Linked DNA regions of Homo sapiens: region 1 is linked to region 2. The links are chromatin contacts, found by Hi-C or POLR2A ChIA-PET in ENCODE. All regions are on one chromosome and are shown on one strand. Each heading gives the region's core, a stretch centred on a gene start or an enhancer-like site at or near the end of the contact. The rest is flanking DNA. Distances are from core to core; before and after follow the strand shown.

Evidence for each region. A loop is a pair of places that touch in the nucleus more often than their neighbours do. ChIA-PET counts read pairs that join two places held with the same protein, here RNA polymerase II (POLR2A). Pooled maps may share reads with other maps.
Region 1: a map of ascending aorta shows a loop between it and region 2 (7-fold over the local background). The contact joins the enhancer-like site here to the promoter of POC1A in region 2. A Hi-C loop is called at or near these places in 3 of 168 maps with a recorded cell type or tissue (ascending aorta, astrocyte of the cerebellum and endothelial cell of hepatic sinusoid) and 6 of 50 pooled maps. POLR2A ChIA-PET finds 5 or more read pairs at or near these places in 7 of 52 experiments (AG04449, AG04450, BJ and 4 more).

The regions. Positions count from the first base shown.
Region 1 is chr3:52,088,684-52,091,902 of GRCh38, forward strand. All of the region lies in intron 10 of POC1A (POC1 centriolar protein A), which reads right to left. Among named protein-coding and RNA genes, the nearest start is that of LINC00696, 25 kb to the left of the region's middle. Within about 2 kb of position 1,513, at least 15 of the 41 ENCODE cell types and tissues checked have a DNase peak (open chromatin) inside an H3K27ac peak, as active enhancers do; they include ascending aorta and endothelial cell of umbilical vein, where a contact is called at or near this core.
Region 2 is chr3:52,152,691-52,155,751 of GRCh38, forward strand. It overlaps POC1A (POC1 centriolar protein A), which reads right to left and starts at 1,733. Exons shown (of 11, transcript NM_015426.5): 1 at 1,665-1,733. The coding sequence starts at 1,682. RefSeq lists enhancers at 1,126-2,103, 2,104-3,061.

The DNA.
Region 1 (3,219 bases), core at 263-2,762, 64 kb before region 2:
GTGTTTGGCCTTTCCTTGGAGGGCCCAGGTCCCCGAGGAGCAAGAGCAAATCATGTGGAGTCCCCTCCCTTCCTCTTCTCAGAGCAAGCCTAGATTCAGCCCGAATGAGATGTCCCTGCATGGGCCTCTCTCCCTGCTCCCAGCCTCTGCTCTCCACCACCTGCTCCCTCCCGCCATCTCCCAGCCCTCCCCCAGCCCTCCCCCATCTCCAAGCCAGCTCAGAGCCTCAGAAGAAATCTCGTATGACCGACCATGAACATTCCCAGGCCCCAGAGATAACCACGGCTACTGTCGAGCCCATCTGGCAGGCAGGGGCCTTCAATCTGCAGCCTCTTTGGAAGGGGGTGCTTTCTGCCACAACCACAGACGGGATAAAAGATAGAAAACCAGAGTTTTTTGCCTGACCCCCATGGGAGCTGCCACCCAGTCCCCCTGCAAACACGAGCTTGCCCGTTTTTGAGTGCTGTTCGCAGGCTGCATGTCACGAAGGAGGCAGGGCACTGGCCCTGACCTGCGACTTGGGGAAGACACAGGCTCCCCTGTCCCGCCACATTTGCAAAGCCAGAGGAGCCTTTGGGAAAAATGCCAAAAATAGTAACAGGGCTGGGGAATCACCAGGGGCCCAGGCAGACAGACATTTCCCCCAGTCCCTCTGCCACCAAGTGTGTCCCTGGCACAGAACAGACAGTGTCTTGAGTCCCCTGTCCCCCAGAAGTAGCCTCTTAACAGAAGGAAAACAAGCCTCTTGTTTCCAAACCCCCACAAAGAAGTTCAGGTTGTCCTGAACATGACTCTGGCCAAAAGGGCAATCCATGAAGGTCCACAACAAGGAGGGTGGCTACATCCACTCTGGACCAAGCAGGTGAGCTGGCTAGATGTGCTGATGCAGAGAGGGGGCCCATTTTTGCAGAAACAACCCACCACCACCCTTATGGCCCTGTCTGCGAGTGGAAGCAGTGTTAGGAGGGCTGCACACGCCCTCCTGGGATCATGGGAAGACGCACTGGGTGACTTTCACTCTATACCCTCCCAACAAATTCTGTCTGGGTGCACGTGGGAGGACCGATCCCCATGGAAAACTGTATAACTATAAAATTGGGGGTCTATTTCCATAAGCAACAGCAGGTCCTCCCAGGAAAGAGGGATACAGAGAGCCCCTGAGAGTAGTGAGGCAGCTTGGCCCACATCAGGGCCAGGCACTGCCAACTTCCCCACCAGTGTGGAACCAGATGCCTCACCTGAGCAGCCCGTCAAATAGGAACTTCCAGGACTACCATGGGGGTGGGGGTGGGGGAGCAGGTTTAAGGTATCTCAAAGCAAATAGGCCATTCTCTATCCCCAAAGCAAACAGGCAAAAATCCTTGGCCTTGTTGAGTTAGGACAGCAAAACGCAATGACTTGAACACTTAACAAAATCGAATGCCAAAGAGACCCAAACAAGCAGGGCTGGTGGGCTTGCTCCCTGCCTGCTCCCCACCGCATGCATTTTCAAGTCCTGGAGCCCAGCAGCCTCCATGAGTCACAGGAACTGGAACGTGACATCACAGCATTGCTGTGGCCAGCCTGAAACACTGGGTGCCATAAAAAAACAGTTGGAGCAGGAATTTCATGGCTCGGTATTTTTAAAAAGCAGCAAGACGTGAAACTGGAGTCAAAAATAACTTTGCTGTGGGCTTCTGAGGCAAAACCACCAAGCCGCGTGTTGGGCCTATGCCGGGCCCCCTCACAGCAGCCTCCCCAGCTCCTGGGTCATTGTCCACACCCCAGAGATCCACCCCCTTGCCCTAAGGAAGGCCCAGGGCCTCTGCAACTTCCAGACACCACTGAAACCTGTTACTCCTGAGGGCAGCTGAGCACTGTGCAGCAGCCCTCTGGCCTCTTGAGGGTCCATGAAGGAAGCCACAGAGCCAGCGTGGAGGTGAGCTCATGTAGCAGTGGCTATTTGTGGAAACAGCCTCTCTCCCTGCTCACTGGAGAAGTTTTCCGGCATCTGTGAAAAAGACCCCTAGATCACCTGGCATCACCCCCAAGAGCACAAGGGGAAACAGTACCAGGGTCAGGCCCAGGGCCTCTGCTTGCACACCTACTGAGCGCCCATCCCTGGGCAGGCAGGCCTAGCAGCCTCGGGGTCCGGCCTAGAGTCCTCCAGGGGTGCTCAGAATGGAGGAGCCTGGCCTGGGGGGCAGGCAGATGAAAAGGCCCCAGGGGAAGTCCTGGCCCCATGTGAAGAGGCTGACCTCTGCTGCCCACCCCATGGGACAGACAGACAGAGGGGCAGCGCTTAAAATCTCCCCTTGGTGGAAAGCCAAAAAGAGGCAGAGATGGGTCTGAGCAGCTGCAGTTTCTGACTCCTTGTCTGGGTTTTTCTCTGGAAGCCTTGGGCCTCTGGGGTCAAGCCAACTTTCTCAGAAGACTTGAGGTAGGCCCAGCAGGTGAGTGACCCCAGGGCAGCCACAGGACAGGCGTGTGCTCTCTCCAGAGGGGATAGGGGAGGGGTGGGTCTCAGGACAGGATCAGAGCAGGGCCCTTGGACCCTGAGGGAGAGGCGTGCGATCTCTCAGTGGGGCGGGGAGCTCGCAGCATGTGACGCCCACGCTCCTGACCTCAGGCCTAGCAGCTCCTGAGAATTCCCATAGGGGGCTCAAGGAACAAAAAGCCCTCCAAAGAAAATCTTCAGTTCCATTGTTAGGAAATACATGTTCCCTAAAAAGCATTACAATATCTACATTCAAAGAACAGAAGTATCACATACATCTTCAAAGAGCTTCCATCTTGGGCCCTGTTGCCTAGGTCCAGGTGGAAGGGTCTGATCTAATGGGCCCCATGACCCATGCCTGATTTTCAAGTGTCTATGTGCACCCCAGTGCCTCTGTCACCTCCTGTGCCCTCCTCCTTCCCGGGGTTGGGGAATGACTTCTTTCTCCCCTCTCTTATCCTCCTGCCTAGCCAGACACTAGAGTCTCACTGGCAACTCAAAAGCATTTCTGGGACTTGAGTCCAGCGGTATGGGGACTGTGGAATGTCCACTCCTGTCATTCCTGTGCCACAAGCCTGCCCCAGTGCTTTCCCATATTGCTCCCAGGAGAACATCGACTCACTGCTGTGCTTCACAGAACAGCTGGCACCAGTCTAGCACACTCAGTTAACCAAGAGCCGCACAGCAGAGCTCAGAGGACCCAATGAGGCATCTCTCCCCATTTTACAAGGGAGGAGACTGAG
Region 2 (3,061 bases), core at 483-2,982:
CACAAAAACTTGTACACAAATGTTCAGAGCAGCATTTTCCTTAATAGCCAACAAGTGATTGAACCCAAATGATCCATCAACACATGACTGAATAAACCAAATGTAGCATATTCATACAACAGAATATTATTCAGCCATAAAACCGACTGAAGTGCTGATGCTTGCTGCAACATGGATGAACCTTGAAAACATGCTAAGTGAAAGAAGTCAAACACCAAAGGCCACATTTTGTCTGATTCCATTCATATGAAAAGTTCAGAATAGTCAAATCTATAGAGACAGAAAGTATTAATATATTAGTTTGCCAAGGGTTGGGAGAAAATGGGGAAAGAGAAGAAATGGTATGACTGTTATTGAGTATGGAGTTTCTTTTTGGGATGATGAAAATATTCTGGAATTAGTGATTACAGTTGCACAACACTGTGAATGTACTAAAAACTACTGAAATGTACACTTTAAAAGGTGAATTCTGTGGTGTATGAATAACTTAATAAAGTTAAAACACCAGAGAGAATACTCCGGAGACTCTCTCCATCCAATAGCAGCTTGTGTCTTAACACTTGAAGGGTTATAATTCAGCCATCCAAACATCTCCCCCTACTCTAAGTATCAGAAACCTCAAAGAAGCATTTTGGGTGCTCCAGGAAGCCCAAAGGCTCCTCCTGGGAAAGGATGTCCTTGGGGCACAGCAAAGCCACTGCCACCCTACAGAGCAGTAACCAGAACAAAGGCCCTATGGCCTTGTGCCCAGCTCCACCCCTAACGCACCTGTCAGAGTCTCCTTTCAACAACAGAGGGAGGAGCAGCTGGGGGAGGGTCCCCAACAGAGCCTTCTGCTCTCACCTAAGCTTCTTGAAAGAACATGCGTAAGAGAGTGTCCGCCCCTAGGCTCAGTGGGCAGAGGCAAGTTCAGGTCCACCCCTGACCAGTAGGTCCCATGGTATCTCTCAACACCGCCTCCCCTCTGTAGTTCCCTGCATGTGGGCCTCATCTCCCTCAACAGTGGTTTATACATGAGGGGACAGGAAGGGAGGTAGAGTACCAGATTAGGAGTCAAAAGGTCTGTATCCTAGCCTGGAATCTCCGTCCATGTCCTCAAGTGCCTCAGGGCATCACAGGCTACCACCCAGCCTCCCTGACTCTCCAATCAGCCAGAGGGCCTTGCCCGTTCAAAGGAATCTCTCGAAATGAGGACTTCTGGAGGAATGTGAACTCAGAGAGGGCGGCTCCGCCCCGCTCACACTGCAGGCCCGGGCATCCCAGCGTCCTGCTGTACCTACCTGCTGGAGCAGGGTGTACCCTCAACAAGACCCCACGCAGCCACCCACTGCTAAGGACGTGGAGAATGGCTAGAGAGGCCCGATACCGGCCCCAGGTCACACATGAGTCGGGACTTGGTCGTGTGTCCCTCGCTAGGATGCAAACTATGGAGGCAGAGGCCTGTTTGTTCGCTCCAGAAACCCAGCGCAGGGCCTGGCACGCAGGAGGCGCTCAGAAAGTGCCCGACCCAGCGCCCCCTGCGCAGACAGTAAACTGGACCTGAAGAGGACCACCCTGGAACCTGGCGCCCCGCCCGCCCCTCGCAGCCATCGCTCTGGCCATTAGGCGCCCAGTGTCCCAGCGGGGAGACTGAGGCCTGGGGAGTTGCTCTCGGCTGGGCTTACCGCGCAGGGCGCAGCCATGGCGGGGCTGGCGGCGCCGAAGGCAGCTGCGGTGGCCGTTGCGGCCCGTTCAGTTTCCGCGCCCCCAACGGCCACCAATAGCAACGCGGGCCGCGTCGGCACGCCCCGCCCACCGCAATTAAAGGAGAAGCGCCTCAGCTTTTTGCCCGACGACTGGAAGCAGAGCTGTATGACCGGCGGCCGGCGCCACGGTCTCCGTGCCCAGTTCCCCAAGCCCAGACAACCCACAGACAGCGCAGCCAAAAGCCTCTGTCCGCCGCCACTCGTTCCGCCTGAGAAATTAAAAGACCCAGGATGAAGGGTTCACCCCACCAGCCCGTCGTCCGGCTACTCTAACGGCGAGCGCAGCCTCCTGGGAAATGCAGTTCCAAGCCGCCCACGCCCCTATGTCTGGAGGAAGGTGGAGCTACACTTCCCAACATGAGATTGCACCATTGCATTCCAGCCTGGGCAACAAGAGGGCGGGCCGGGTTTTACCACCCGAAGCGACGGCCTTAAGGATCCCGGAAGCGGAGGACACGTGGGTTGCTGTAACCAGATTGCGTTAAAGCACCCGCGCGCGCCGGCGCAGCCAGATTTTCCCCGCAGGAACCTATTGAGAGCTGAGTATTCGCCCCTCGGGAACTCTCAGTGGTTCGCCGTCCGAACGTTCTTAAGACAAGTGTCGATTTAAAATAACATGAGTTACTCGGAATCACAATCATGGAGTGGAGAGATCAAGGTTCGATTCTCAGTTCTCGCCCTGATTGGCTGTGTGATCTCAGGAAAAACGCCTCTGCTCTGTGCCCCGGTTTCCCCATTTGTAACACGAGGGAGTGTGGTGCAGCCCGGCCCTGTCAGGATCCTTAAGGCCTCAGAAGCTGTTAGAAACCCAGTCTTTAAAAGAAGGAGAGGCCGGGCTCAGTGGCTCACGCCTGTAATCTCAGCACTTTGCCACTTTGGGAGGCCGAGGTGGGTGGATCACCTGAGGTCAGGAGTATGAGACCAGCCTGGCCAACATGGTGAAACCCCATGTCTACTAAAAATACAAAAATTAGCCGGGCGTGGTGGCACGCGCCTGTAAACCCAGCTACTCGGGAGGCTGAGGGAGGAGAATTGTTCGAACTCCGGAGGCAGAGATTGCAGTGAGCCTAGATGTTGCCGCTGCACTCCAGCCTGGGCAACAGAGGGAGACTCCGTCTCAAAAAATATATATATATATAAAATAAAATTTGAAGGCCACCAGCAACCATCTGAATAGACTCCCTGCTTGGCCAGGGCACTCAAATTTAACCTGAAAGAGTGGTTCAGGCCATGATGGGAAGTGGGGGTTGGACATGCCTCATTATACCCTCCAGCATTAACATCAACAAAAACCTTAAGTCTGATAAGAAACATTT